Linked DNA regions of Mus musculus: regions 2 and 3 are each linked to region 1. The links are chromatin loops, found by intact Hi-C in ENCODE. Cell type or tissue: left cerebral cortex. All regions are shown on one strand. Each heading gives the region's core, and the rest is flanking DNA. Links, peaks and the distances in the headings are about the cores only. Region 1 overlaps Epm2a (epilepsy, progressive myoclonic epilepsy, type 2 gene alpha). Region 2 has its middle 11 kb from the start of Sf3b5. Region 3 has its middle 190 kb from the start of Gm22546.

Region 1 (10,051 bases), core at 2,222-7,221:
CCAGACCCAAAAAGAAAAATATGGTATGCATGGTATATATTCTCTTATATGTGAATGTGAGCTCTTGAGTTTTTGAAAAGCAGGATACAGGGCTACAATCTATAGAGCCACAGAGGATAGGTGTAGAGGAAGGGACTAGTTGGGGAAGCAAGGATCTCCCTAGGAAGGAGAATGAGAATAGATAGCTGAGGATAGAGGGGACAGGGGATTAGAACAGGAGGATCAAATGGGTAGAAAGACTGCAGGAGGCCATGGGGATGGAAAACAAGCCATCCAGCAAGCCCTTACAGACACAGGACTGACAGACACAGGAAGCCTCTGAGACTGTGGCAGCATGCACAGGGCCTGTACTGGTCCAACCCAGATGGGGTTCCAGTGTTGAGAGAAGTGGACACAAGACCCCAACCTTATCCCAGAATCTATCTCCAATTGATAAATGCTCCCAAAGAAAACCATTACTTTTCTCTGATGGAGTCTCACTGGGTATCCAAACCACTCTTAAGGATAGCCCCCATGCTCAGCCAACTCAGTGACACTGTAGGAGATGTTTGTTTGTTGTTTGTCTGTTTGCTTTTTACCCTACAGAACCTTTGCTTACATATTACGGATTTCAGTTTTGTCTTTTTTCTATGCATTCTCTCTGTGTGCAAATACGTGTGTCCCTGTGTCTGCATGCATTTCTTGTGCTTTTTTTCTCTGCCTTTTCTCCCTATTTGTTTTGTCCTATTCTTGTTCGTTTGTTTTGTGTTCTTTTATTTGTTTGGATTCCTGTTTCTTTTCTAATGAGAAAGAGAGAAAGATTGTGAGTTTGGGTAGGTGGGGGGGTAGTTTAACAGGGTAGGGGAACCCATAATTGAATATATTGTATGAAAAAAATCTACTTTCAATAAATAAAGAAGCAAGACCACAGCTTAGGAGTTAGAGAAGAAGTCTTGGCTATCTGGGAGAATCCTATAGCAGGTGTTATCTCTTATCCTCAACTTTTCCATGAAGGAACTGAGAACTTTAATCCATTCCAATTAAATCTGTAAGAGGCTACTCCGTTGCAGCCAGTCTGACTCCAAAGCTGGGACCTTAGCCCCTGTGCTGTGCCCCTGCCCCATCCACTTGGTTGCTGGCTTGGTTGCTGGTACCTTCTGCTTCATCTCAGTCTGTGTTCTTACAAGTCCCTCTAAGTGGCTGCGATCCTGTGAGACGGCAGTGTCTTCCTGGTGCATCGAAGGCCCCCATGCAGACAGCCTGAGTCACCAAGGAATGAAAGGAGGATCCGCAGTGTACAAGAGAGTCCATGCCAGCCAGAGCACCAAAAGGCAGGTTTAGTCTGTGTATGCTTGAGTTTTGTGTGAGTTATGCATGAGTGCGTGAATGAGTGAGTGAGTGAGTGCATGCGTGCATTAATTTGGTAAGTTTCCAGCCTTAAATAGTACAGAAAAAAAAGGCAAAGAAAGAAAGAAAGGAGAGAGGGAGGGAGGGAGGGAGGGAGGGAGGGAGGGAGGGAGGGAGGGAGGGAGGGAGGGAGGGAGACCGATTGTTTCTCTCCATTTACACACATGTGTCCTATGCTGGTAGAGACCAGAAGAGGGTGTGGAATCCCCTGAAACTGGAGTTACATGCTGCAAGCTACCATGTGGGTGCTGGGAAGCCGGCCTGAGTCCTCTGCAGGAGCAGCAAGTACTCTTAACTGCTGAGCAATCTCCTCAGTTCCCAGATTCTTTTTTTATGGAAAATATTCCAGATTTTAAATGCAGCTAACTAAATTGAAAAAAAAATTGTAAACCTTATGTAGGTCAAGCAAAACACTCCACCATCTGTGTTTCTGTCCTTGGAATTTAAAACAAGCACTGGGCATAGATGCTCACTCAACAAGCATTAGATACCTCCCTAACAACTGAACGGCAATCTCACTTGTTTGATCTGACATGTTAGAATTCTCTGTTCTACCTTTTGCTCCTATCCTGCTAGAGGCTAATCTAAGTCTGGGATAACTAAAGCTCCCTGAAAGGGAAGCAGGGATTGAACAAGCCAAGGTTATTAGAAACGGAAGAGCTTTTTAACACCCGACTCTTTAGAGCCTGAGGTAAGGGAGGTCAAGACCCTCTCCAGGGCTGCTTTGCTTTGTCTACGGTTGGCCAAGGAAGAGGTCCACAGCATACATGTGCATCTTCCCTGTCCTACTCTGGGGCGATACATAACTGCACACTGGCACTTCACTTGGAAAGTCTTGTTTTCCACCTTTAACAAGATGGATAGATGAGGGTCTATCCTATCTGTAACATCTTTTGGTAGAAACATAAAGAACTCTCACCCCTAACTGAAGGCTATGGGTACTTGACAGCTCTAAGCAGGGAGAGCCACTTTTCTTTGCAAAAGTGTCTCCAGTCGGTTGACCATGCTGCAGAGGATGGCCCTGTACCATATAGGCAGCACAAAGTGGACACCATGATTTATTTACAAAACAAACACAAAGAGAATACAAAGTGGGCAGGGTACCGGAAGTCCAGGGTGCAGGATGGACCTAGAAGGAATTACAGGGAGGCATGTGGATGAGTGTGTTCAAAACACATTTTATGAAACTCTCAGAGAAGTAATAAGATATTTTTTAAAGCTTGTGACTAATCTTACAGTCTATTATAATCTAGTTAGTAGAGATCCCATCCCTGGATGGCCAGTACAGGAATAGACCCGTCTACAAGCTACCCAAGGCCGACCAGGCTCCAGCCTGCCAGGTATTTAGGCACTGCCAGGTCAGTGTTATGGCAGAAAGGCAGAGATGAACTGAGTCTGCTGAGTGAGAGAATGACTGAAGCGTGGTAGCAAAGCAACACCCAGAATCTTAGAACTCACTGGGAAGGAAAGAGCTAAGCTGTTACAGGAACAGAGCAGAGAGCAGCACTCAATGGAACTTCCCCCTGAGAAGGGGGGTTTAATGAGCAAACGCAGTTTATTCCTTTGACTTGGAGATTTTTTTTTTCATTCCCCAGGTGAAAGAGAGGAGCCATTTTTTAAAAAGGAGAACTGAAAAGGAAGATATCTAAGCTAGTCGTCCTTATATGACAAAGTGTACAACAGGAAGGATCGATAGGACAATTGACTGCAGCCGCTCTATGACAATTGAGTCTAACAGACTCTCCTTCCAGACTTCACCTGACAGCATTATGCAGCAGCTCAGAATGCTTCCAGACAGATCCCACCCCCCTCCCCCTGGTGTTCTAAAAATACTCGGGTGGGGGAATCTATATGTGCATTGGTCTATAATTATAAGCTACATAGATTAATCTGTTGGAAGAAAGTCACCCTGCCACTCTGAAATGGTTAACTCTTTGATAACCTGTCAAGGTCCAACTGAACCAAATCTTTTATTCGGTGTCAGTGTTTGTGCTATGGCAGTTGTGGGCTTCTTGGCTCTCTTCCTGTTGCTATGATAGCTCTGCATTGGAGATAGCCATAGACACCCTGACCTGGTGACCCAGTGACCCCCCCACAACCATGCTTTGAATACAACTACAATGGCTCCCAGCAGAAAGATGAAACCAAACTACTGAGAAAATTCCCTTTTAGACCTGGGACCCTTCAGTTAGCAGAGCATGGGAAGGGGAGGGTGGAGTAGCAGAATTAATGGCTCAACTGCTCCCTGCCTGCCTGTCCCCTCCTGTTTACCCAGGTGGGCAATGATGCTGTGGAATTAGAACCATAGACGCCAAATCAAAATCTCTGTGCTACAGTTGAAGGCTCGAACAATTCTTTGACTGTCTTAAAACCAGACAGACGATCTCCAGAGAGCTAAGCTGTCCTTCTCTCTGCTGATATAAACTCTGTCTGGTTTGGGGTTTAGCCTCAAGAAAATGCCTTAAATTCCACCTGATGTCTTTGAAGTGTCAAGGTGGCCAGTGACATGGGTTTCCTATGGTCCTCAAGATGTTCTGTTTTACAGACCTCTGGTTTCTGGGAGATAAGCTATGTCCCCTCAGTTCGTAGCTTTGCAACTAATCATGAACACAAAGAACAGAAATTACGTGGGTCTGGGGACTCTGCCTGAAGCGTACAAAGAAACGCGCAGTTGCGGCTTCGCAGCCTGGCTTTGGGAGCAGTTCTGTGACACAGAATGACACCCCTGAAATGTGGAATGTCTTTCCACATTTCAGTCTTAAGTTACATAACCATTTTGTACCTGTCTTTTCCTCTGCAAAATGGGGTGACTACAATGTCTGCCTAGAATCTTCCCTGAAGCTGACGAGTTAATCCATTTCGTTCATGAGAGGGGTGGAGACGTAGCATGCATTACACCGAGAGAGAGCTGGATGGGGAGAAACGTTTTCGAGCTTCCTGGCCTGGCTTCAATGCCATTCTTACCCAGAAGAGCAAATCTTCAAACGCCCCAAACCCATGCACTCTACAGCTCTCTGCTGCCCCCTGCTGACACGTTACTAATACTGTCGTAGAGAGGTGGCTCTTTTACCGGAAGGAAAAGTTAGACCTGCTTTTCAGCAACTGTCTATTGCATCTATAGCCGGCTCTTCTACAAGCCCGAGCTTCTGCGCCTTCGTCTGTGCTCCTCCTTGCCCTCTCATTTTCCTCTCTCTGCCCACATCTCCCATCCAAGCCAGGCCCACTTCAAACGCCCCGGAAATCGTGTAGTCTGCCTATCTGCCCCCGTCAGAGACAAGCCATAATCTCCAGAGCACATCACATCATTCATTGTCCACTCTTCTCTGCGCTGTAATTGGTTCTGAACTTACCTTACTGCCGCTTACATACTATGTCACATCTATGACTTAGTCACCTGCTTCCCCAGCTGTACCCGACCGCATAACCCATTCATAAAGACTGGTCTCGCATGCTTGCCCAGTCAGTGCTGCCTCACTAACTACCATGCTCCTCCCCACAGCCCAGGGCCTCACCTTCCAGATTATTACCCATCTTACTACACCCACCTCACTGGACTCCCAGACCCAGCTGCAAGCTGTTCCTGCAGCAATAGATATACTTTTGGTAAACAAACTAAAACAAAAAGGACCTCCACCCTCCCCGGCTTCCCACCTTTTTCCCTGCTGAAGCTATTCTGACAATGTAACATCGTTTGCTACTGTAGCTCAAGTCCTGGGGGTATTTTCATATTCTCAGTTCTTTAGCCACACTGGTCTTTCAGTTCCTACAAGGTGCCACATCCTATCAGGGCATAGAGATTCTTCTACATCGCTATTTCTTCCATCCTCTCCTCTTCCTCGTGCCCTCTCCCCAGTCACTGCAAAGCCACTCCCCAGTACCTCAGGCATCACGGCCTCAAAAGCCTTTCTAGATTATCTACGCAAGCTCCCCAAAATATCTGTCTGTCTTTATAACCAACCCATTGTGCTTTTAAACCCCTACTTTAGTTCATTCATTAAGACTTGCCATCCCTTAGGGACTGTATGCTCCATACACACATATATATGAAGCCACGTTAAACAGAATCCTGTCAAAGTGTCTAAATGCATATTAAATCTAAATCCCTATGTTGATTCCACTTTTATAATTCAGAGTTTAGACATTCAGTTATAGATGAGAGGAAGACAAACAGGTCCCTGAAGCAAATTCAGCAAGGAATCCGAGTGCTACTTCTGGCCCTTACCCTCAGTGCTCATGTCTGGAGTGGGCATCCAGATGTAGGACAAGCCTTCTTCCTTATACAGCTTCATCATGGTGTCTGGAGTCATGGGTTCAGGGTAGCGGTTGCAGCCTGAAGAATTCTGGATGATATCCCATTCAGTCTGGAAATTCATGACAGCTGTAACTCCCAGTTCATGCTTCAGTTTGATGGTCACATGTTCCAGTTGGCGAGGGCAGCTACCCAGCCAGATATTTGGTAGAATTCTAGAAAGAACATACGGGGTCAACCATTACTAAGGTTCTAACTTGAGTTCTCAGCATCTGCATACAACATATGCTATTGAAGTACAATTCATCTTCCAATCTGATAAGGCTGGATTTTTTTTAAGTATATAAGAAATAATACTAGTTTTTAAAACTACTTGTTTTACTGCTTCAGGAAAACTTATTATGATATCAACAAGCACAACAGGAAGTGGACATAGAAACTAAATCTAGGAACATATGAAAATAAACTCAACATGTTGTATGTGCTCTATGAATGTTACACAAAATCTATCAATTCACAATTTGCTAAACACATGAAACTCAAGAAGAATGAAGACTGAAGTGTGGACACTATGCCCCTCCTTAGAATTGGGAACAAAACACCCTTGGAAGGAGTTACAGAGTCAAAGTTTGGAGCTGAGATGAAAGGATGGACCATGTAGAGACTGCCATATCCAGGGATCCACCCCATAATCAGCATCCAAATGCTGACACCATTGCATACACTAGCAAGATTTTATTGAAAGGACCCAGATGTAGCTGTCTCTTGTGAGACTATGCCGGGGCCTAGCAAACACAGAAGTGGATGCTCACAGTCAGCTAATGGATGGATCACAGGGCTCCCAATGGAGGAGCTAGAGAAAGTACCCAAGGAGCTAAAGGGATCTGCAACCCTATAGGTGGAACAACATTATGAAATAACCAGTACCCCTGAGCTCTTGACTCTAGCTGCATATATATCAAAAGATGGCCTAGTCAGCCATCATTGGAAAGAGAGGCCCATTGGACTTGCAAACTTTATATGCCCCAGTACAGGGGAACGCCAGGGCCAAAAAGGGGGAGTGGGTGGGTAGGGGAGTGGCGGTGGGTGGGTATGGGGGACTTTTGGTATAGCATTGGAAATGTAAATGAGCTAAATACCTAATAAAAAATGGAAAAAAGAAAATAAAACAGATAAACAAAAAAAAAGAAGTGAATCTAAGCTTTAAAAAAAAAATCTATCAATTCATTCTAAACACATTAAATGTGAAACCACCTACAATCATCTCAAATTTCAAAATTAAAAAAAAATACTAAAATACAGCCATCATTCTTTATCACTACATAAAATTCTTCCAGCAGTATAAGGCCTGTAAAACAAGCTAAACTTGGGAAACAGAAAACTTCTGTTAAATAAACTCAAAACCAAGTTTAAGTCCATTAGCCCCAAACATTTTTCTATATGTTGATCAAAGGTCACTTAAAGGGCTCTCCATTTAGTTCACCAGTTTTCTTTAAAACTATCAGTAAGAGATAGATAGATAGATAGATAGATAGATAGATAGATAGATAGATAGATAGATAGATAGATTGATAGATAGGAAAGAGAGAGAGAATATTGCCATTGAATTTCAGATTTCCAACCATTTCCCAGGTGACCTTGCTTATTCAAATTATACATCTTGAGAAACACTTCCCTAGAGACTCAACTACACAAGTTATGTGATGTATTTAAGTCATTCAGATTAAGATTAAGGAGGGAGAAACACAAGTAGAGTTTTCTTTGTATTTGCAGCATACAAGGAGAAAAGTAATGAAAAGAAAATGATTCTTGTGTAAAAATTCTAAGACAATGAGAAATATTTTTAACCTAAAAGATTAATAAAAGTTTACTGGAAGACAGAAAACAAGCAAACAAACAAACAAACAAACAAACAAACAGAGCTTGTCATAGCCGTTAATTGAAAACTCTATTGTCATATATGGAAATATTACCAAAAGTGTAAATATTTTACAAACCAGTATGCATAATAAATTTATTATATTTTCTCATATTCGCAGAATCTTATTCACATAGTAACTTACTCCATACTTATGCATGCTCTCCAGAACCAAGGACTAGACACTATACCTCAAATGTCCTGAATCAGTTCATATAGGACTTAACTGCGATACACATCACTGCGATTCACCAGTAACTCCAGGTACTCCCTTTAAGCATGGAGAACCAAATGCCCTCTGCTTCAAATTCAGATGTGTCCTGTGCAGCTTGCTTTTGTGGCTAAACAAGCTGAAGCACCAAGTATCACTCCCACTGGGTATACTTGAAACTGCAAGCCTGGTTCTCCATGCTCTCCCTCCCTGCTGCAGTGACCGTGAATGGGCTCACGACACCATCTAGAACACCAGTTACAGTCTCAAGGACCGCTGCCCTAGAGAGCGAAGGGCATGTTACCTTAGTGGTGCGCCTGACTTGTTCTGCTAAGACAACACCTAAGTCACAGATGGTTTGAACTCTGTAACATGCAAGACAGAAACTGAGCAGAGAGTTGCATTTGCGGCAAGGTTCTTCATGTTGACTTTACAGCAGGGGTGGTCTGCTGGGCCAGTCAGTTTTGGCAATATTAATGAGATATTCTGGGTTGTTACACTGGCAAGTTAAGACCTGTAGTGTTGCTCAGTATCTACAAGAAGAGAGGACAGGACCCACAACAAAGAACTGTCTCGTCCAAAATGTCAGTAACACACGTGTGGGGGAAAAAAAAACAAAACCCTTGGCTTTTAAGAATAAAAGTAGCATTGGACTCCTTCCCCTTTAAACAGAAGAAAGTCACCGGGGATGTTGAAGCTCATAGTTCATGCTGTTCTGACAATAGTATGGTAGCTCACATCATAGTTTAAAACACACACATATGTGGTGGAAGAGATGGCCCAGTGGTTAAGAGCACTTACTGCTCTTGCAGGGGACCCAGGTTCAGTTCTCAGCATCCATCTGAAAGCTAGCAAGAGTCTGTAACTCCAGCTCCAGGGTATCTGATGCCCTCTTGGGCATCACACAAAAGGTGCACAGACATACATGCAAACAAACAAACAAACAAATATATATATATGTTCTTAATTTATGTATTTATATATGTATATATATATATATATATATTAAGAACAAATAGATTTTATTGTACATATAAATAAAAGAAGTATCTACAGCAGAATAGAAGTTCTATATTAGATATTTGAAAAACACTCTAATGTTTTTAGCTATAACAGAAATCATGCTACATATAGTCAGAAAGGCATATGGTATTTGGTAAGAGTCATATGACTATAAGCCAAGTCATTAACCATTTCTAAGCCTCTGATGTGCTCATCTTTGGAATAGCTCTAAAACTAACTGAATCACAGAAATTTTCCACGAAATGGCTACAATTTAGTACTACTCTATTTGAATCAGGTACTCACAGACATACAGGAGCGAAGGACGGTTTATGTGAAGCTATAATCATAATTCATTTTGATCTTAATACTAACATCCAATATGACAGTATCATACTGACCAAGATTGCATTTTTCTCTCTCTTCTTCACTTGAATGCTGCAAGGTATAGAACAGCTGCCTAATTTTTAGTATGAAGTCTCTGTTGGCTTTCTTTCTTTTGTCCTTTCTTCTGTCTTGTTTTTATTTGTTTGTTTGTCTGCTTTTGTTTTATATTTTATTTTATTTTTGCTTTCTTCTTTTTGACAATTCTTGCTGTTGTTGATGTGAACTTGAAAACAACTCACTCACTTCAAATGCGGGTATCTCTCATCCTCAGTAGAAACATCTCAAAAGACATAACCAACTTTCTAAGACTAAAGTCCTATTTACATGATAGGAAAGGTTTTTTTTCTCTACTTAGGTTCTTGTAGACATGTCCTTATGGAAAATTTTTAAAGGAAATTTGCATTGGAACTAGAGATTTATTTTCACAATCTACATTGGTTAGGTGAATAGCTGGTATATAGTCATATGTAAAAGTATACAAAAAACTCAAAACACTAAACGTCAAGTATACAAACAATCCAATTAAAAACAGACTATGGAACAAAACAGAAAGCTCTGAAAAGATGAAATACAAATGGCTAAGAAAATTAAATTTTTAATGAGCAATATCCTTAGCTAACAAGGAAATGCAAATTTAAACTACGTTGAGACTACATCGTTTCTTATTAGATGTTTTCTTTATTTACATTTCAAATGTTATCCTCTTTCCTAGTTTCCCCTCCGAAAATCCCCTATCCACTCGCCCCTCACCCTGCTCCCCAACCTGCCCACTCCCATTCCTGGTCCTGGCATTCCCCTAAATGAGGGATAGAGCCTTCACAGGACCTAGGGCTTCTGTTCCCATTGATGACCGACTAGGCCATCCTCTGCTGCATTTGCAGCTAGAGCCACAAGTTCC
Region 2 (10,051 bases), core at 2,392-7,391, 1.5 Mb before region 1:
TCAAGTAACATATAAAGGCAAGCCTATCAGAATTACACCAGATTTTTCACCAGAGACTATGAAAGCCAGAAGAGCCTGGACAGATGTTATACAGACACTAAGAGAACACAAACTGCAGCCCAGGCTACTATACCCAGCCAAACTCTCAATTATCATAGAGGGAGAAACCAAAGTATTCCACGACAAAACCAAATTCACGCATTATCTCTCCACGAATCCAGCCCTTCAAAGGATAATAACAGAAAAAAACCAATACAAGAACGGGAACAACGCCCTAGAAAAAACAAGAAGGTAATCCCTCAACAAACCTAAAAGAAGACAGCCACAAGAACAGAATGACACCTTTAACAACTAAAATAACAGGAAGCAACAATTACTTTTCCTTAATATCTCTTAACATCAATGGTCTCAACTCGCCAATAAAAAGACATAGACTAACAAACTGGCTACACAAACAAGACCCAACATTTTGCTGCTTACAGGAAACTCATCTCAGAGAAAAAGATAGACACTACCTCAGAATGAAAGGCTGGAAAACAATTTTCCAAGCAAATGGTATGAAGAAACAAGCAGGAGTAGCCATCCTAATATCTGATAAGATTGACTTCCAACCCAAAGTCATCAAAAAAGACAAGGAGGGACACTTCATTCTCATCAAAGGTAAAATCCTCCAAGAGGAACTCTCAATTCTGAATATCTATGCTCCAAATACAAGAGCAGCCACATTCACTAAAGAAACTTTAGTAAAGCTCAAAGCACACATTGCGCCTCACACAATAATAGTGGGAGACTTCAACACACCACTTTCACCAATGGACAGATCATGGAAACAGAAACTAAACAGGGACACACTGAAACTAACAGAAGTGATGAAACAAATGGATCTGACAGATATCTACAGAACATTTTATCCTAAAACAAAAGGATATACCTTCTTCTCAGCACCTCATGGTACCTTCTCCAAAATTGACCACATAATAGGTCACAAATCAGGCCTCAACAGATTCAAAAATATTGAAATTGTCCCATGTATCCTATCAGATCACCATGCACTAAGGCTGATCTTCAATAACAAAATAAATAACAGAAAGCCAACATTCACATGGAAACTGAACAACACTCTTCTCAATGATACCTTGGTCAAGGAAGGAATAAAGAAAGAAATTAAAGACTTTTTAGAGTTTAATGAAAATGAAGCCACAACGTACCCAAACCTTTGGGACACAATGAAAGCATTTCTAAGAGGGAAACTCATAGCTATGAGTGCCTTCAAGAAAAAACGGGAGAGAGCACATACTAGCAGCTTGACAACACATCTAAAAGCTCTAGAAAAAAAGGAAGCAAATTCACCCAAGAGGAGTAGACGGCAGGAAATAATCAAACTCAGGGGTGAAATCAACCAAGTGGAAACAAGAAGAACTATTCAAAGAATTAACCAAACGAGGAGTTGGTTCTTTGAGAAAATCAACAAGATAGATAAACCCTTAGCTAGACTCACTAAAGGGCACAGGGACAAAATCCTAATTAACAAAATCAGAAATGAAAAGGGAGACATAACAACAGATCCTGAAGAAATCCAAAACACCATCAGATCCTTCTACAAAAGGCTATACTCAACAAAACTGGAAAACCTGGACGAAATGGACAAATTTCTGGACAGATACCAGGTACCAAAGTTGAATCAGGATCAAGTTGACCTTCTAAACAGTCCCATATCCCCTAAAGAAATAGAAGCAGTTATTAATAGTCTCCCAGCCAAAAAAAGCCCAGGACCAGACGGGTTTAGTGCAGAGTTCTATCAGACCTTCAAAGAAGATCTAACTCCAGTTCTGCACAAACTTTTTCACAAGATAGAAGTAGAAGGTATTCTACCCAACTCATTTTATGAAGCCACTATTACTCTGATACCTAAACCACAGAAAGATCCAACAAAGATAGAGAACTTCAGACCAATTTCTCTTATGAACATCGATGCAAAAATTCTTAATAAAATTCTCGCTAACCGAATCCAAGAACACATTAAAGCAATCATCCATCCTGACCAAGTAGGTTTTATTCCAGGGATGCAGGGATGGTTTAATATACGAAAATCCATCAATGTAATCCATTATATAAACAAACTCAAAGACAAAAACCACATGATCATCTCGTTAGATGCAGAAAAAGCATTTGACAAGATCCAACACCCATTCATGATAAAAGTTCTGGAAAGATCAGGAATTCAAGGCCAATACCTAAACATGATAAAAGCAATCTACAGCAAACCAGTAGCCAACATCAAAGTAAATGGAGAGAAGCTGGAAGCAATCCCACTAAAATCAGGGACTAGACAAGGCTGCCCACTTTCTCCCTACCTTTTCAACATAGTACTTGAAGTATTAGCCAGAGCAATTCGACAACAAAAGGAGATCAAGGGGATACAAATTGGAAAAGAGGAAGTCAAAATATCACTTTTTGCAGATGATATGATAGTATATATAAGTGACCCTAAAAATTCCAACAGAGAACTCCTAAACCTGATAAACAGCTTCGGTGAAGTAGCTGGATATAAAATTAACTCAAACAAGTCAATGGCCTTTCTCTACACAAAGAATAAACAGGCTGAGAAAGAAATTAGGGAAACAACACCCTTCTCAATAGCCACAAATAATATAAAATATCTCGGCGTGACTCTAACGAAGGAAGTGAAAGATCTATATGATAAAAACTTCAAGTCCCTGAAGAAAGAAATTAAAGAAGATCTCAGAAGATGGAAAGATCTCCCATGCTCATGGATTGGCAGGACCAACATTGTAAAAATGGCTATCTTGCCAAAAGCAATCTACAGATTCAATGCAATCCCCATTAAAATTCCAACTCAATTCTTCAACGAATTAGAAGGAGCAATTTGCAAATTCATCTGGAATAACAAAAAACCGAGGATAGCAAAAACTCTTCTCAAGGATAAAAGAACCTCTGGTGGAATCACCATGCCTGACCTAAAGCTTTACTACAGAGCAATTGTGATAAAAACTGCATGGTACTGGTATAGAGACAGACAAGTGGACCAATGGAATAGAATTGAAGACCCAGAAATGAACCCACACACCTATGGTCACTTGATCTTCGACAAGGGAGCCAAAACCATCCAGTGGAAGAAAGACAGCATTTTCAACAATTGGTGCTGGCACAACTGGTTGTTATCATGTAGAAGAATGCGAATCGATCCATACTTATCTCCTTGTACTAAGGTCAAATCTAAGTGGATCAAGGAACTTCACATAAAACCAGAGACACTGAAACTTATAGAGGAGAAAGTGGGGAAAAGCCTTGAAGATATGGGCACAGGGGAAAAATTCCTGAACAGAACAGCAATGGCTTGTGCTGTAAGATCGAGAATTGACAAATGGGACCTAATGAAACTCCAAAGTTTCTGCAAGGCAAAAGACACTGTCTATAAGACAAAAAGACCACCAACAGACTGGGAAAGGATCTTTACCTATCCTAAATCAGATAGGGGACTAATATCCAACATATATAAAGAACTCAAGAAGGTGGACCTCAGAAAATCAAATAACCCCCTTAAAAAATGGGGCTCAGAACTGAACAAAGAATTCTCACCTGAGGAATACCGAATGGCAGAGAAGCACCTGAAAAAATGTTCAACATCCTTAATCATCAGGGAAATGCAAATCAAAACAACCCTGAGATTCCACCTCACACCAGTGAGAATGGCTAAGATCAAAAATTCAGGTGACAGCAGATGCTGGCGAGGATGTGGAGAAAGAGGAACACTCCTCCATTGTTGGTGGGATTGCAGGCTTGTACAACCACTCTGGAAATCAGTCTGGCGGTTCCTCAGAAAATTGGACATAGTACTACCGGAGGATCCAGCAATACCTCTCCTGGGCATATATCCAGAAGAAGCCCCAACTGGTAAGAAAGACACATGCTCCACTATGTTCATAGCAGCCTTATTTATAATAGCCAGAAACTGGAAAGAACCCAGATGCCCCTCAACAGAGGAATGGATACAGAAAATGTGGTACATCTACACAATGGAGTACTACTCAGCTATTAAAAAGAATGAATTTATGAAATTCCTAGCCAAATGGATGGACCTGGAGAGCATCATCCTGAGTGAGGTAACACAATCACAAAGGAACTCACACAATATGTACTCACTGATAAGTGGATACTAGCCCAAAACCTAGGATACCCACGATATAAGATACAATTTCCTAAACACATGAAACTCAAGAAAAATGAAGACTGAAGTGTGGACACTATGCCCCTCCTTAGAAGTGGGAACAAAACACCCATGGAAGGAGTTACAGAAACAAAGTATGGAGCTGAGATGAAAGGATGGACCATGTAGAGACTGCCATATCCAGGGATCCACCCCATAATCAGCTTCCAAATGCTGACACCATTGCATACACTAGCAAGATTTTACTGAAAGGACCCAGATGTAGCTGTCTCTTGTGAGACTATGCCGGGGCCTAGCAAACACAGAAGTGGATGCTCACAGTCAGCTAATGGATGGATCACAGGGCTCCCAATGGAGGAGCTAGAGAAAGTACCCAAGGAGCTAAAGGGATCTTCAACCCTATAGGTGGAACAACATTATGAACTAACCAGTACCCCTGAGCTCTTGACTCTAGCTGCATTTGTATCAAAAGATGGCCTAGTCGGCCATCACTGGAAAGAGAGGCCCATTGGACACGCAGACTTTGTGTGCCCCGGTACAGGGGAACGCCAGGGCCAAAGGGGGGGAGTGGGTGGGTAGGGGAGTGGGGGTGGGTGGGTAAGGGGGACTTTTGGTATAGCATTGGAAATGTAAATGAGCTAAATACCTAATAAAAAAAAAAAAGTTCCATAAAAAAAAAAAATAAATAAAATCATCTTATTAGGCCAAAAAAAAAAAAAAAAAAAAAAAAAAGCAAAAAAAAAAAAAAAATAAAAAGACTTTCACTTTGTACAGGTGTTGCAATAATGCTTGACACTAGGGGGCGCCAAAACAACACAAAGTGGGCGCACAGACTGGTGATCCAACCAGTTACCCAACCAGAAGAGGCCAGAAAAGTGCTAGTGACTGGGGTGCTACAGGTCAGACTTTGGTTAGCTGAGTGTTTAAAGGCAACGAGCTGAGACTCATAGCTAACGAAGAAGGAATGATTTCCGTATCATCGTACAACTATTACACCGGAGTTTTGAAGTTTTATATTTAGTTAGACAGCGCGGTATTATGGGATTTCAGTGACAATGGGGTTATGGAGTCTCTTTCTTCATGAGTTTTGGTTTCGGTGTGTGAGAGTGTGTGTGTGTGTGTGTGTGTGTGTGTGTGTGTGTGTCTGCATGGCTTGGTGGTGGAATGAGATTCGACCACGAGTACTTTAAGCAGAGGGATAAACAGGAGCCACATGAAGGGGGGCGGGGCGCATTGAGGGGAGCGGATTAGGAGAAACGTTCTGGAAGGTGCCACTTTACACATCTTACAGGTAAAAGCAGGCCAACAATGACAGGAATTCTGGAAGAGCATTCCAGACACGCTCTGGAGTCAGAGGACTCTCAAAGAGGCTCTGAAAAAGCTGGAGCAGGTTGACCGCTTGCCCCTGGAGGAGGTCAGAGCCAGCAACAGAGGCCATTTCAGGCTAAAGGATGTAAAGGTGCAATCAGCCCCTTTTCTCCTAAACCTGGCTTTTCCTTGAGCGCCCACTACCAGCACACACACGTTTAACACACGTGTACCCATTTGTCTCCCTGATTAGAATACAAGGTCCAGGAAGACAGGGAATTTTGTGCTTGCTTCAGAACTTCCTGGTCTTAGCCCTTACAATTTTTCTAAGCACTAAACATTCTTTATAATTTGTTTACTGGAGCTTTAGGTCAGAAAGGAATTTGGAGGTGGAATGGACTGCCCTACGTGGCCATGGCTCAACCACACTGGACGCTTCCCTGCCCAGTCTTGGACATTCTTCTTTAGCTTACAGAAGTCTCTAGCAAAGCAATTTCAAGTCTCTCCACTTCTGGATCAACATCTGCCTCAGGGGTGGGAAGGGGTAGGGTGGACAGCCTCAACCAAGAGCCACAAGTTAACTGCTTAGTAAGTTGAGAAAGTGATTCATTGTTAGGTATGTAAAAATATCTCAGGCAGAACCCCACCTTTGGGGTCTTCTAGCATTGTAATTCCTTTGTTTTTTGTTTTGTTCTTTTTATTTAAAAAAAAAATTGTTTTGAGACAAGGTCTCATGTAGCCCAGGCTATGTAAATGTACCAGCTTGCCCTGTTTACGGTGTGCTGAGGATCAACCGCAGGGGATTGTACAGTGCTGGGCAAGCGCTCTACTGCACGGGCTACATCCTCGCTCTGTCCAGTCCTTTCTTCTCTGCTTTTGTGTGGCTTCCTTAGCCAAGGCGATCCTTGCGTTTTGCTTTGATCGTTTTGCTGGGAATGTTCAGAAGGGCGGGAGCCTGCGCTTTTGCCTCGGCTTTACCCACACTCTGCCTTGAGAACAAGGTGAGCATTGGCCATGTTCCGGATGTCTCACCCACCGCTGCAGTACCCGACCCCAACTAACTGCACCCTTTCTAAAAAACTGCCACACCCTGCTCTCTCGTCCACCAGCTGTCGCTTCAAACACGTTCAGCCCGTTTTAAAACACGAGTCCCAAACCCAAAGTGCCCAAAGCCCTTTTACAAGCCTGGCTCCTCTCTCCGAAGGATGCTTCGTTGATTCACATAGCTGAGCAGGTACTGTACCCTGGGAAGTTCAGTGAGATAGGCTGTTGATCTTGTGAGCTCAGAAAGACAGACAGAGAAAAGACATCCTTTATTAGTGGCAAAGAACCTCATGGTCAGAGACTGTACTTGGTAACCAGGACCTGCTCCAGGGCGTCGTCTATGTCCTAAAATGGGCCCTGTGACTCCATGCAGGGTTGGTGCACATACCCTGTCCTGAGTGTTCCACATATAAGGGAAGACGCATGAGCAGATACGAAGACGGTGGATGAAATCACACTGCCAGCTCCACGCATTCACGCCAGGTTTGGGGATACTCCGTTCATGTTTGAAACAGTTAAACATAAAGCAGGTTCTAACAAATGTCGTGGGTTTCAACTCTCAGAGGAGGCTAATGGACTTAGAATTTCAGGCTTAGGACAATGCTGTGAACAAGGATGTGTGGGACATTCTAATATTTAAGAGAAATGAACTCAATAAATTCCTAAGTTAAATTTGGACTCGTAAGAGCCTTGGATGAGATGTTCTGGAAGGCCTTGCTTGTTAGAATTCTGTGCTTGCTTGGTCAACCATTTATAACGCTAAAAATAAATTAAATATATTAAACCCTTTAATGCAGTTTAACATATTTAAGGGTGGTTGCCGAAGATAAAAATCAATGTAAGAAATTAATAGTGCTTCTATATTTCAGGAATGAGAATATGAAACAGGCCACACATAAATGCTGAATCTGTGAGAAAGGCTCACTAAGAGACAGAAAACGCAATTTTTATGAGCAATGAAAGAACAATTGTGTACCAATGAATAAATAAATAAATAAATTCAAAGATGAGATTGAACTTGTCATTCAGTCCACACTCAAAAGTCAAGTCCAGGCTGAGATGAGACTGACCACAGGACCACAGTATACATCATAATGATGAGATCGTTCATTCAGGAGAATGTCTCACACACACACACACACACACACACACACACGGCTGAAGGATTTCTGTAAAAGGAGAAGGATGGCTGTCTGTCTCAGCGTTTCCATTGCTGTGAAGAGACACCATGCCCGTGGCAACACTTAACTGGGGCAAGTTTACAGATTCGGAGGTTCTGTCCATTATCATCATGGCCAAAGCACGGCAGTTGGAGATGGAGCTGAGAGTTCTACATCGTGTTCCAAAGGGATCCAAGAGAAGACTGACTTCCAGGCAGCTAGTCCCGGGGCCAAGCATATTCAAAGCACCACAGTAACTTTAATTGTTAAATTTAATGTTGTGTAAGCAGAAACCTGTGGTTTATCAACAGATTACACATTGTGTGAATTTTCACATCGCAGAACCAAGGGATGGAGTCCAGTGCGGCATTTTCATTCATTGCCCTTTTTTGTTTTGCTTTCTTTTTTCCAGACAGGGTTTCTCTGTGTAGTCCTGGCTGTCCTGGAACTCACTTTGTAGACTAGGCTGTCCTCGAACTCAGAAATCCACCTGTCTCTGCCTCCCAAGTGCTGAGATTAAAGGCATGGTGGCCACCACGCCCCGCTTCCTTTCTCAGCCCCTCTCCTACTGCTTCCTCTCATCTGGCCGCACCAAACCTGCTGTTCGCCTTCCTCCTCTAAAAGCCCTCGTTTGTGCTTTCATATCACATGGGTTCCATTGCCCACCCCCATCATCTTTCCCCATTGGCCTCCCATAAGACCTCTTTCTTTTCTTTTCTCTATGAGACCTTTCTAAACTTATGGCTCCACGCACGCACGCACGCACGCACGCACGCACGCACGCACGCACACATGCACACTTCACCAACTTGTTGCGTTTGTCAGCTCCACTAGCCCACACTCACCATAGTGATCTCTCCTTTCAGCCACTTTTCTGTAAATGCTGTAGTTTCGCTTTCCTTTCCAGGAAAATGAAGTTTCATCGTGCATTTCTGCCACGTTTTCTCTACCGTCTCATCTGCTGATGGGTATCTGGGCTGCTTCCACTTCTTAGCGGCTGTGAACAGTATAGCAATAAAGATAAGCGTGCAAATGTCTCCACAGTGAGGTATAGAGACGTTAGGGTGTGTGCCTGGGAGGTGGGTCTCTGTTTAGTTGGTTGGGAACCTTCGCATTGACTCTCAGCGCCTGTACCGCCAGAGGTGTCTAAGGACTGCCTTCTCTCCACACCCTCACCAGCATTCGCAGTGGCTTGTTTCCGTAATGAGCATTTTGACTCGTGCGAGCCTTCTCACAACAGCTATCCCACAAGAGCTTTAATTTGCATTTCCCTGATGGCCAAGGATGTGATTATTAGCTGTTTGTGTTTCTTTCTTTGAGAACTATTATTTTCTTCATTAGCCCATTTAGTGATTAGATGGTTTGATTTTATTTTTTGTTTTGGTTTGGCGTTTAATTTTTCTGCAGTTCCTTATATAGACAGTAATCTCTTGTTGGATGCATAGCTGGCAGAATTTTCTCTATTCTACGCTGAACTTTCACTCTGATAAGCTTTTCCTTCACCATGCATAAACTTTTAATATTGTGTAACGCCATTTGTCAATTCTTGGGATTATTTCCCCTATTATTGAAATCTCTTTTAGAAAATCCTTATCTAATCCTTTGTCTTGACATATTATTCCTGTTTTTTGCCTTTAACTAATTTTTGTGCAGCATTGGATACATCAGTCTAGTTTTATTCTTTTACATAGTTTTTGAACTGCTGTTGAGCAGGCTGTCTTTGTCCTATGTATGTGCATTTGTATGCAAATATATTACGATGTATTTGTTTTGTATATATTTGTTGTGTGGTTTTTATATATTGACAAAAAATAGGTAATTGTAGCTGTATCCGCTTATTTCTGGGTCCTCCTTTCTATTCTGATGGTCCATATGTCAGGGCCATGCTGTTCTTTGTTACTATCGCTCCGTAATATAATTTTAGAGCAAGTCTAGTGATATTTCCAGCATTTTCCAGAGTAGATTAGCGATTACTCCCCAGTAATTGTCAAAGCCAAATAAATTAACCATAGTCTGACTCTCATTCATCTGTAAGCTAGATGGGGGTAAGTTTAAATTGGATCAACAACAATAACATGAGCCATAATATATGGACATCAACACCAACCCCTACCACTGCATAGCTAAGGACCAATTCACGACCCTCAGTGGCAGCTCAGGCTGGAGCCTCAACAGACTAATAATCCTCTCTCTCCTCGAGAGTCCAGTTCCATCTCTCTTCACAATGCTCAGGCCGCTCCACTTCCCTTTCTCTCCCATCCATCCACCACATACTTACATACTGCGGTGGCTCCTGCTGCAGGTTGGCCACACAGCTGGTGGGATCCTGGGTGATATCCTCTGGCAAAAG
Region 3 (10,051 bases), core at 1,705-6,704, 390 kb before region 1:
CATGGGGATTTCCTTTTGACACAGAGTCCGAGCTATTGTTCCAGATGGTGGAAGTGAATTCCGTTGAGAGCACAACATAGACTCCCTAAGTGGGAAGCAATTTTGCACACTGAAGTATTCAAGACCAACACACCATATGCCTCTTCTTCCTGGGTCCTAGCAAAGCTTTATGTTTCCCTTGCTGGCTGAAGAATTGATTATTTACAGGACTGAGGCATGAGTTAAAAGTGCCAGAGCAGAGAACACTCTTCTCTGGTAAGCAGGGTAAGGCTCAGGGCTGGGTTGAGTGGCAGATACTCGTATTGATTAATGACCTATTTGGAGCAGCTGCCTGCCTATACGCCTATCTCTTCCCTGACACATATCAGACTTTCTTTAAAGTGATCTTAGCTGTCTCTCTGGGAGGGGATGGACTTATTGTAGCTACCTCCTCATCGATCCAATTCTCAGTCACTTCAGTAATTTCGTTCTAAACTGGTCTGCTCTCTGTGCTACTCCAAACTGCAGGGTGGGGGGTGGGAGTGGGGCAGTCGACTCACCAGGAATGTGTTCATTCATATCTGTCCCCTGCTTCCAGTGCACACTTGTGAATGAGTTTGCGAGACGGAGGGTAGTTGGTTTTCTCAATATACCCCTCATCCTGCGGATATTTTGTTGGAGAAAGTTACTTAGTGTTTGCTAACTATGAACTAAAAGATGTGTCCCAATGCAGTGCCTCTGTAAAGTTTTAGCATGGGTTAAAGAAAGGTATAATTTATCATCCATTAATCATCAGTTAGGCAGGACTTTATCTGAGACCTTGATTATATGGTACCTGGCTCTAGGACTGCCTGCTTTATCTGGCAACCCACTTGTGAGATGAAAGCCCCTAAAAGCAGCCCAGAGTCACATTCTGGAGTCCAGAGCAGGCTTCTGACTGGCAGAAGGTCCCTGTCTGTTTCTGATGTGCAAAGATGGAACTTAGCCTTTCACAAGCCTCTCTCTTTGCCTCATTTCTTGACATGCCTGCATGCACACACACAGATGAGAAGGACAATGCGAGGGCATAATGTCTAAAACAACCAATAACAAGTGTCTTCAATATAAGAAAGTAATTTATATAGCATTTCAAATCAATAGATTCTAATTATATTTTTACTAATTTTCTGTGCACATGCCTTCTCTGGAAAATTGAGCTAAATGAAATAAAACAATGATTTATGAAAGTACAGAGTCTGGAAGTTTCCAAATCCATCTTTGGAGAATATAAGGAGCCTTACATATGTAGGAGAAACTCTTGTGAGTCACTGTGGCGTTTCTTTCCTGACATTAATGATGAAGAACTGACGTGTCCAGCAAAATTTGTGGTTAAATCATAAAATTCTTTGTAATATATCAGGGAACATCCCATTTTTCTTTCCGTAATCCATTAACCTTACTTGTTCTAAGGGATTTATATTCAGAGTAATCTATTTAATAGTTGGAAAGAAGAGACAGGATAATAGACAGGATTTCCTTCTGATGACCAAAATAAACTCAAATCAGAAATAATTGTATATGATGAAAATGTTTTCTATAAAAACATTCTCAAACTCTAGGTTAGCATAGCTGCAGCGTCTAGAAAGAAATTCTTTTTCTTCAGCTAACTACCTCCTCCTGTCCATCTGGGTGGCTTAGGTAATAGTCAAGAAAACCAACATCAAAAACTGCTTCAAATGATTTTCCTAGTAGCTAGGTAACATCATCTTTATCTCTTAATGCAGAACACTGTTGAATGGTCGGATGTGTGCAAATTACTTTTTACACAAGACACTATATGATAAGTGGAGTTACTAGAGGCTTAAGAGTCTAAAGAACAGCTGGCCATCCCAGCTTCAGGCAAGTGTCTGTCTCAATTACTTTAATCTTGCTGTGACTACTATATGACACAAATCATTTAGATGGTAAAGGGGGGGTATTTTGGCTCACTGTTTCAGAAAGATTTCAGTGGGAACACGTAGCAGAGAGAACTTATATCTTAGTAGATCTGGAAGCAGAAAACATGAAAACCAGGAATAGTTATAGTCCCTAGAGTCTTTTAGTAGTGTCCTGCGGGCATCGAGGCCTAACCTCTTCAAGATGCTACAGCTCTTTAAATAGAGCCACAAGCTGTGGATAACACATTCAAAAATATAAGCCTATAGGAGACATTTCAGATTTAAAATGACAGTTAGACCCTCCCTAATGTTACCAGATACCAGTGTCTAGAACTCAGAGATACCATTGATGTCTAGAGTGTAGATGGTGATGGTGAATGGTTTCTGGCTAATGAGTACAGCAGTTGTTTCAAATGTTACACAGACACACGACATGCATAGAATCAGTAGATGAGGTATGTCTATATATAGCACACAAAGTGAGAGTTCAAACTGTTGAGATCAACCAATTATGCTTCTTCGGTTTTCTCAATGGAAATGATGAAGCACAAATAAGATAAATATAGCCTACATGGTGACTTTCATGTACAGAAGCTAGGCATGGGGCAAGCCATCTGAAAGCCACCTTCCCCCATGGTGGTAAATGCTCTCCTTCCAAGGGCTTTTTTCCTCAGCCACCTTCCTCGTTCACTTCAGGATCACTAAGAGATGCAGATACATCCAGTTTTCAATCTCTGCTTCATTTTAATGCCTTCACTGCTGTGGCAAGGTGTGTGAGTGTTGTCAAAATCAAGATGTCATAACTCAATGTCTTACAACAAGTACTACCTGGTGTCTGCTTACTATTGCTTCTTGTTTCTATGGCAATGGTGTTGTTAACTGCTTATATGACCTGCCCCGCTTCTTTGCTATTTTAGTCAAGGTACATTTCAGTCTATATTTCTCACTTGCTAATCAGAGTCATATTGAACTTTTTGATCATTCAGAGGGCACGTAACAGCTGATGTTTCTGTGAGCAGGCAAGAAGAGGTCTGAGGGTCTAGAGGATTCAGGCTTCACTCGGACTTTTCAGTTCAGGTTCTATCTCTCTATGTCCCTGTTTTCTTTTCTGTGTATCTTTAATGGCAAATTCAAATTTTTGTAACGAGAATACTATACTTATTCATAAAGGAATAATATTATTTAAAGGTATATAAAACTCATTTCCACATTGCAGTATCTAGAATGAAGAAGAAACTTAGATGTTGTCTGTATGTCTCATGGCCACTGGTCTAGAGAAGTTCCCGAACTTGGGAGAGAGAGAAAGCAGAAGTGGTAGATTGGAAAATCCAGGATAAGCTTTGGGCTGAGTCAGGGCAGGATGTGACTGGACCACATTGGAGCAAACAGTTGATGACTGCTTCAGGAAGTTCACAGTCCCTTGCTTTTGCTCTCCCAGACCCAGAAGCTCTTCCTCCCATCTTTCATTTTTCATTTCTCTCTTTCTTTTCACCTCTATGGTTTCCTGGTGAATTTCAAGCAAGAATCTCTTTACAGTCTATCTTGACTTTACATTTCCCATCCTATTAAAACCTTTTTATAATGTACAAGATTCCCAATAGATTATCGTCATTTTCAGTCAGAATCTCTTTCTTCCATTAGAGCAGACCCTATCCCCTTATCAGTTCCAGCCTCAGATTCAGTTCTATTATTGTTGCAAAGAGGATGATGACAGCTCAGATCTGAATACATACCATGTGACCCCTGTTCCCCTATCAAGAATGTTAACACTTTGTTTCCCCATGATTTGAGTATAGCCTGGCCTTATGACTTGATTTTTGGCAATAGAATATAGCAGACCCTTCATCACAAAATCTCTCATTCTTTGGCCTCTCAGAAACCACCATACCAAGAAGCCTAGAGAAGCCCCACTGCTCAGAGAGATGATAATTGACAGAGACACGAAAAGGGCCACTATCCCACTGCCAGGTGATGGCATCGGATGACTGCTCCTTCAGAGATGGTGAGTCACGCAAGCATGAGCAAGTAAGAGCAGCTATTTTAGGCAACTATGCTTGAGGTGGTGTGTTAATGCCATGAGCCAAAACTGAGGCAAGATCTCCGGTTGCGTGTGACTTTCGAATGTTCTTGTTTGTTGGTATAGCTGTGAATTCACCAACAGGCAGGTGGCAGTCACAATTAAGGGAGAAAATAGCATCTGAGTGGGTAGAACCCCTGGGCCTGCCCCTGCTGAAGCAATTCCTCCACAGAAATAGCAACATAATTGGCAGCAGCAGTTTTCCTGTGGAAGACAGAATTTTTTTTTTCACTTACGAAACAAATATATTTAGCGGCAGTCCCAAATTTATTCCTGTCTATAATTGGTAATTAATATTAAGATTAGTGTTCAAATTCCTCTTCCATTCTAGGTTTGCTTCTGTGGAACTTGGGTATCACAGGGATTAAATTGCCCACACTTCAGGTCTGCAAAGTCCAAATGTGCCACCTTGAGGTAGAAGAAAACGGAGCCGACTACTAGCACCAGATTTACAAATGAGTCAGGAGGCACAGCAGGAGCGTGGTCAGACTAAATGACCTGTAAGTCTAGAACCAAGCAGTGGGATGTGAAGTTCTTATTGAACCAGCCAGAGCAAAGTCAAGATGCACGGAGTCAAAGCTATGAAGGTTAAAACTCTCAGCTCTTTCAGTGAACAGGAAGGGAGGTGGTGTTGCTGAGCTGAGAGCACATACGCTGGCTGAAGTGAGAAGTTATCGCCCTGCTTACTCTGTGAGTTTTCGGGAGGGAATGAAAGGCTAGCTTCCCTAGGACCCTCAATCTTTCAAGAGAGGCTGAAATGTTTACTGTTAAACTAAATAATTGAGTTTCTAATGTTACCTGATAATTCAAAGAGAATAGTCTTGGGAGGGTTTCACACATGCCTGAATCAGACTAGTTTGTCACTTTGAGAAATACTGTCAAATGAGACTCACTGGATTGACAGCTGGTAGAGCCACCACAGGTACCAGTTGCCAGCTAGAGCCACAGTGCTGGGCCTGGCTTGACTAGGAAGCTGTTAACTTGCGTCTGCTACTGTGTTGTTTGCTTTTCTGTCTCTATAATCACAAGATCCAGAAAACAATGTAATATGAGAAGGACTTGATTTAACTCATAGTTTCAAAATTTTAGTTCACATGTAACTCCACTGATTCCGAGCTAGAGCAGATCACCATGGTAGTGCCATACTAGCTACAGTATATAGTAGGGTAACTTACCCGCCTGACAGAGGCAAGAAGTAGCAAGAGGAGAAGGAGAAAGAGGAGGAGGAGGCAGATGATAAAGAGGAGGAGGAAGGAGAAAGGGAAAGGGAAGAGAAAGAAGAAGGGGCAGGAGGAGGAGAGAAAGAGAAAGAGAGAGAAGGAAGGAGGAGGGCGAGGGAGAGAGAGAGAAAGAAAGGAGGGGGCAAGAGAGGACAGAAGGACAGGAAAGGCCAAGGAACAAAACCTCCCAAGGACTCAAACCCTCATTGTCTGATTTTTTTTTTCCAGCTAGATCTCCACTTCTAAAGTTTGGAGATCCTTCCAAGATAATACCACTGTCTGGGAATCAAGTGTTCATCACATGAGCCTGAGAGGACATTAGTAGTCAAACCACAATGGCTTATTAGGAAAGGTTCTCAAAGGTGCAGAGCCTGAGATGGGGTAGCTGAGGCTAGGACTAGGACTCTGGGGATTGTCCTGGAGTCAGTGACTATTTCCCAACAAGTGTATTATCATCTCAAAATCCTAACAAGTTGTGGAGCTTAGTATAAATAAGATGATTATCAGCCCCAATTTTATTGAAAGCAAAGAGATTATTGCACACTGTTGATGTTGTCTAACATAGCAGCTCTCACTGCTGTTCTTGGATGGACCCTCTAGTGCTCAGCAATTGTCTCCAGGGCAACTACTTATGTTTTCTATGTCTCAGATTGCAAGGAGGTGAGGAGGAAGTAAGAGCAAAGGTGAAATTTTACAAGCCATTGATTTAATTTAAACACACAAAAAAGTTTCTAATAAAAACCCAGATCCTTCGCTTTCTAATGTATAGCCGGTCCAGCATGTGTGTGCACGGGCTTATTTCTATACAAGGTATATGTGTAGCTCAATCATATATTAACTGAACACTCACTCCGCAGCTAGCACCTTGCTGGTTACTACTGTCAATGACACAGAATAAAAACTGAGATCCTGAAGATGCAAATCCACATAGAAACCTTGCTGAATGGGGGACTTTTGGTATAGCATTGGAAATGTAAATGAGTTAAATACCTAATAAAAAATGGAAAAAAAAATATAAAAAAAAAAAAAAAAAAAGAAACCTTGCTGAAGAGAAAGCCGAAGCCAAGGCTGAAAAGCAGAGTGCTATGCTGAAGAGCAGGGACAGGTAAGCTGAAACATTAGAACTGTGTGCCACTGACGATAGCTGAACCTAATCCATTCCCATTCCGTCAAACGCAGGCAGGAACATTCCTGAAGCCAACTCACTGAAAAGCAGAATAAGTCAGGGACGTCTGTCTCTGATAAACCTGTCTCCTTTGGGGATGTGGTCTTCTTTACCTAGTTCTTACTGAGTTCAGCTCATGCCTGAGGACATTGTTAGCCTTGAAGTGCCTTCAGGTAAAGGTTCCTCCATTCTCTTTCACCCCCATACTCTGTCTACCACAGAGCGCAACAAAGATTGAGGGCAGAGCTCCTCATTTTTAAGCATCTTTTCCCTCCTGTTTCTTTACACAAAGGAGATGGCAGAGCAGCAGTGTGAAGCTGTAAGTTCATGTCTCTGGGCTCACTCTGCTTCCTGGCTCCTCAGCAGCAAGGAGCACTGAGCAAGGAGCACTGAGCAAGGAGCACTGAGCAAGGAGCACTGAGCAAGGAGCACCAAGCAGAGACACCCAGGATGGGGAAGATCAAAATCTTCAGTGGCAGTTCTCGTCAGGGCTATCCCTGAAAGTTGGCTGATCTCCTGGACCTGGACAAGGCAAGATCACAGTGACTGAGAACATCCCCCAACACGGGAGACCTCTGTGGAAACTGGTAAACAGTCAGTTGGGGAAGAAATCTAAACTTTTGAGAGTGACTGGAGCAAAGTCAGTGTTAATCCGTTGGAGCTTTCAGGTCTGACTGATGCCTGCAAGATTGCTTCAGTGTCAGTTACTACAATGGTGCTACTTCCCCTAAGCCTGATAAAACAGGAGGGTTAGAGGAACCCTCCAATTGCAGCCAAGCGGTTGCAGATATGCTGTCTCCATTTGTTGCACCGTGTCTGTTGTGCGCCATGAGGAAAGGGAGACAATACACCAGTGGACTCCTGAATCAACACGATCTTTTATATTCCCACTATATAAGCAGAGTCACAGATCCATCAGGGCTACCAGACAAGGACTCCAGAGCCATGTTTCTTCTGGGAGCTGATACATTGTTTACAAGCATAAAACCTTCAAAAATAAAAATAAAAATAAACAGACAAGTTATAGTTATAATTTTTACCAATCAGAACATAGGGATTAGAGACTTTCCCAAGTGTTAAGTGAGATTGAATGTAAGTATTTTTGCCCAACCAACCCAAATTCCCCAGCCCCCCCACCCCCCCACTGTGGTTTGGAACAGGCATTGCATTTTGGGTAACTATTGTTGTTTCGAGAGGGTGTTGGTAACAGGTCAGCTTAGGTATAATGGAATCTGAAGTCAAAATGGCAGTGCTTAAGACAAGTTCCTTTCATCTGCTCCCAACATAGTTGGGAGAAATCTTATTACCACCACACATCTATCTGCTCCTTAAGTTCAGAGACTTTTTGACATCCTACTGGATAATTTGCAGGCAGTTGTCCTGAGGGAGATTAGGTACAATATCACCGAATCCAACATGTTAGCATTGTTTCAGTTGCTGGTGGTAGAGTCAGAACCGACCTTAAGTGCAGTCCAGGTAAACGAATGTTGCCCTGCTTCACAAGATATGGAAGGTCATAATGAAGCACTGCTTCAAAAAACTGCTCAACACACCCCTCATCTTTGCAGAGCCATTATGAGAATTTACACTGGGAAGTCTCTGACCTACCTGTCCAGTCATGGCCTTTTATTGTCAAATAATTTCTGAGGATTTTAAGAATAAAATCAATCCCACTCCTTGTAACAAGGAAAAGAAAGGCAAAGAGAGCAAATCCGTGATATTAAAACTTCTAAGCTGGCTGGAGAGGTGGCTAATGGTAAAGAACACTGAACCCAAGACAACCTGGGTCCACTTCCCAGCATCCACATAGCAGATCATAACTGAATGAAAAAAAAGGAAGGGAAGGGAAGGGAAGGGAAGGGAAGGGAAGGGAAGGGAAGGGAAGGGAAGGGAAGGGAAGGGAAGGGAAGGGAAGGGAAGGGAAGGGAAGGGAAGGGAAGGGAAGGGAAGGGAAGGACGTCTCTTACAAATGGTGCAAGAGAAAGTTCATAATACATATGTGGAAGAGCATAGCCAGAGGTGGAGACATCTAAGAGAGTCCAGAATGGACATGATCCTGAGCTCTGTAAGGAGGGATAGGGCCTGGGAGAGGGAAGAGAGGGGAACCAGGTGCAGCAGCCAGGAGGCCCAAAAGAGATTAGAGGAAAAGACAAGGTAACCGAAATGATTGGGTTATATAAGGAAGGGCAGTTCAGCTCCTGGGCTAGAGAGTACAGGATAGGGGATGGAGCTAGGCCAGTCAGGAGGGCCCTGTGATAGTTACAGACTGAGGGATGCAAAGAGAACCTGCAGGCCAAGTCTGCTTTGATTGTTAAGTAGGTACCACAACCATTATTCCCAGGGTTAAAACTTAACTAACAGTAACCATGTATAACTCAACATTCCTTTCTGGCCTCTGTGGGCAACAGGGATGCACACATGCACAAACGTGCATTCAAGCAACAACTATGTATATAAATAAATATGTCATATATTATAATACATAATATAATATTATAATTCAATTAGTTATTGACATATGACATATGACACATATACATGATACATTATATGTGATATAATAAATATATAATATATAAATGTAATTTTTAATTTAAAAAACTTTAGACTACCGTATTGTCTTTTCTTATTGCTCTCAGTAGAGATGTGAGAGGTCCATTCATAAAGTATTTAAAAAATTCCTGCTTCTGTCTCCCCATTACAAAGCCTGTTCTTAGTCTACCATTTCAAAAGGTAGGTAGAGAACTTAGCTGATAGTCCTTCCCAGTAATCTTGAGGTCTCTTCAGCAGCACGGTCTTTTTTTCATTATCATATGCACACACACTGTGTATCTGCTGTAGATTTCCCTGCCCTGAACTATGAATTTCTGGAGTTCAGAGTGAGTTCTTAACCCCAATTCTTCCATTTCTTCCATCCATTTATTTATTTATTTATTTATTTATTTATTTATTTATTTATTTATTTTTCATACTGATCCATCAACAAACTTTCAAACACTGGAACACATAGTTGGCTATAGACACTTTTGATTTCTCTGAGATTATAAAATATTTGGGCAACAACGGTGACAACAACAACAATGGCATCAGCAATGACAACATAAGCTTTCTCTCTTCCTAGTACCCAAGTCCTCTCCCCATCCCCTCCTCCCCTTCTCTTTTGACACCCTCTGTGTGTCAACCCCTCTCCCCACAAATCAAGTCACTGTGGGACTAGGTATACCCTCTCCCACTGAAGCCAGACAAGGTTGTTCATTTAGGTGTGCTAGATCCATAGACAGGCAGGCAGGCAGGCAGGCAGGCAACAGGTTTAGTGTCAGTCCCAGCTCCAGTTGTTTGGAGGGCCTGCATGAAGACCAAGGTGCTCATCTGTTCCATATGTCCAGGTGTCTAGGCCAGCCCATGCTCACTTTTTGGTTGTTGATTCAGTCTCTTGGAGCCCCCAAGGGTCCAGGTTAGTTGACTCTGTTGGTCTTCCTGTAGAGTCCTCTTCCTCTTTGGATACCTCAACCTTCCTCCCAACTCTTCCATAAGACCTTCCAAGGTCCATCTAGTTTTTGGGTGTGAGTCTCTGCATCTCTTTCCTTTGGCTGCTGGGTGGAGCCTGCTATATTCTACTCTTAGGCGTATACCCAAAAAATGTTCCACTATCCCACAAGGACCCTTGTTCATAGCAGTCTTACTAATAATAGCT

What was found. A loop is a pair of places that touch in the nucleus more often than their neighbours do. Peaks named below come from ENCODE experiments on the same cell type or tissue, not always from the same donor. Only the 100,000 strongest peaks of a DNase experiment are listed, where the experiment ranks them.
Region 2: it touches region 1 in a loop (4-fold over the local background); 2 of 42 quality-filtered maps call a loop at or near these places.
Region 3: a loop joins it to region 1, with 4 times the contacts of the local background. A loop is called at or near these places in 3 of 42 quality-filtered maps.

The regions. Positions count from the first base shown.
Region 1 is chr10:11,444,441-11,454,491 of GRCm38, reverse strand. Epm2a (epilepsy, progressive myoclonic epilepsy, type 2 gene alpha) reads right to left here. Exons shown (of 4, transcript NM_010146.2): 3 at 5,609-5,850. Among named protein-coding and RNA genes, the nearest start is that of Epm2a, 110 kb to the right of the region's middle. In left cerebral cortex, for the core only: a CTCF peak has its summit at 4,410 (motif pointing left); DNase peaks (open chromatin) are centred at 2,754, 3,153, 3,557, 4,374 and 1 more place; H3K4me3 peaks cover 372 bases; H3K27ac peaks cover 597 bases.
Region 2 is chr10:12,992,251-13,002,301 of GRCm38, reverse strand. No RefSeq gene overlaps it. Among named protein-coding and RNA genes, the nearest start is that of Sf3b5, 11 kb to the left of the region's middle. In left cerebral cortex, for the core only: a CTCF peak has its summit at 4,996 (motif pointing right); a DNase peak (open chromatin) is centred at 5,003.
Region 3 is chr10:11,835,652-11,845,702 of GRCm38, reverse strand. No RefSeq gene overlaps it. Among named protein-coding and RNA genes, the nearest start is that of Gm22546, 190 kb to the right of the region's middle. In left cerebral cortex, for the core only: a CTCF peak has its summit at 4,367 (motif pointing left); DNase peaks (open chromatin) are centred at 4,035 and 4,392.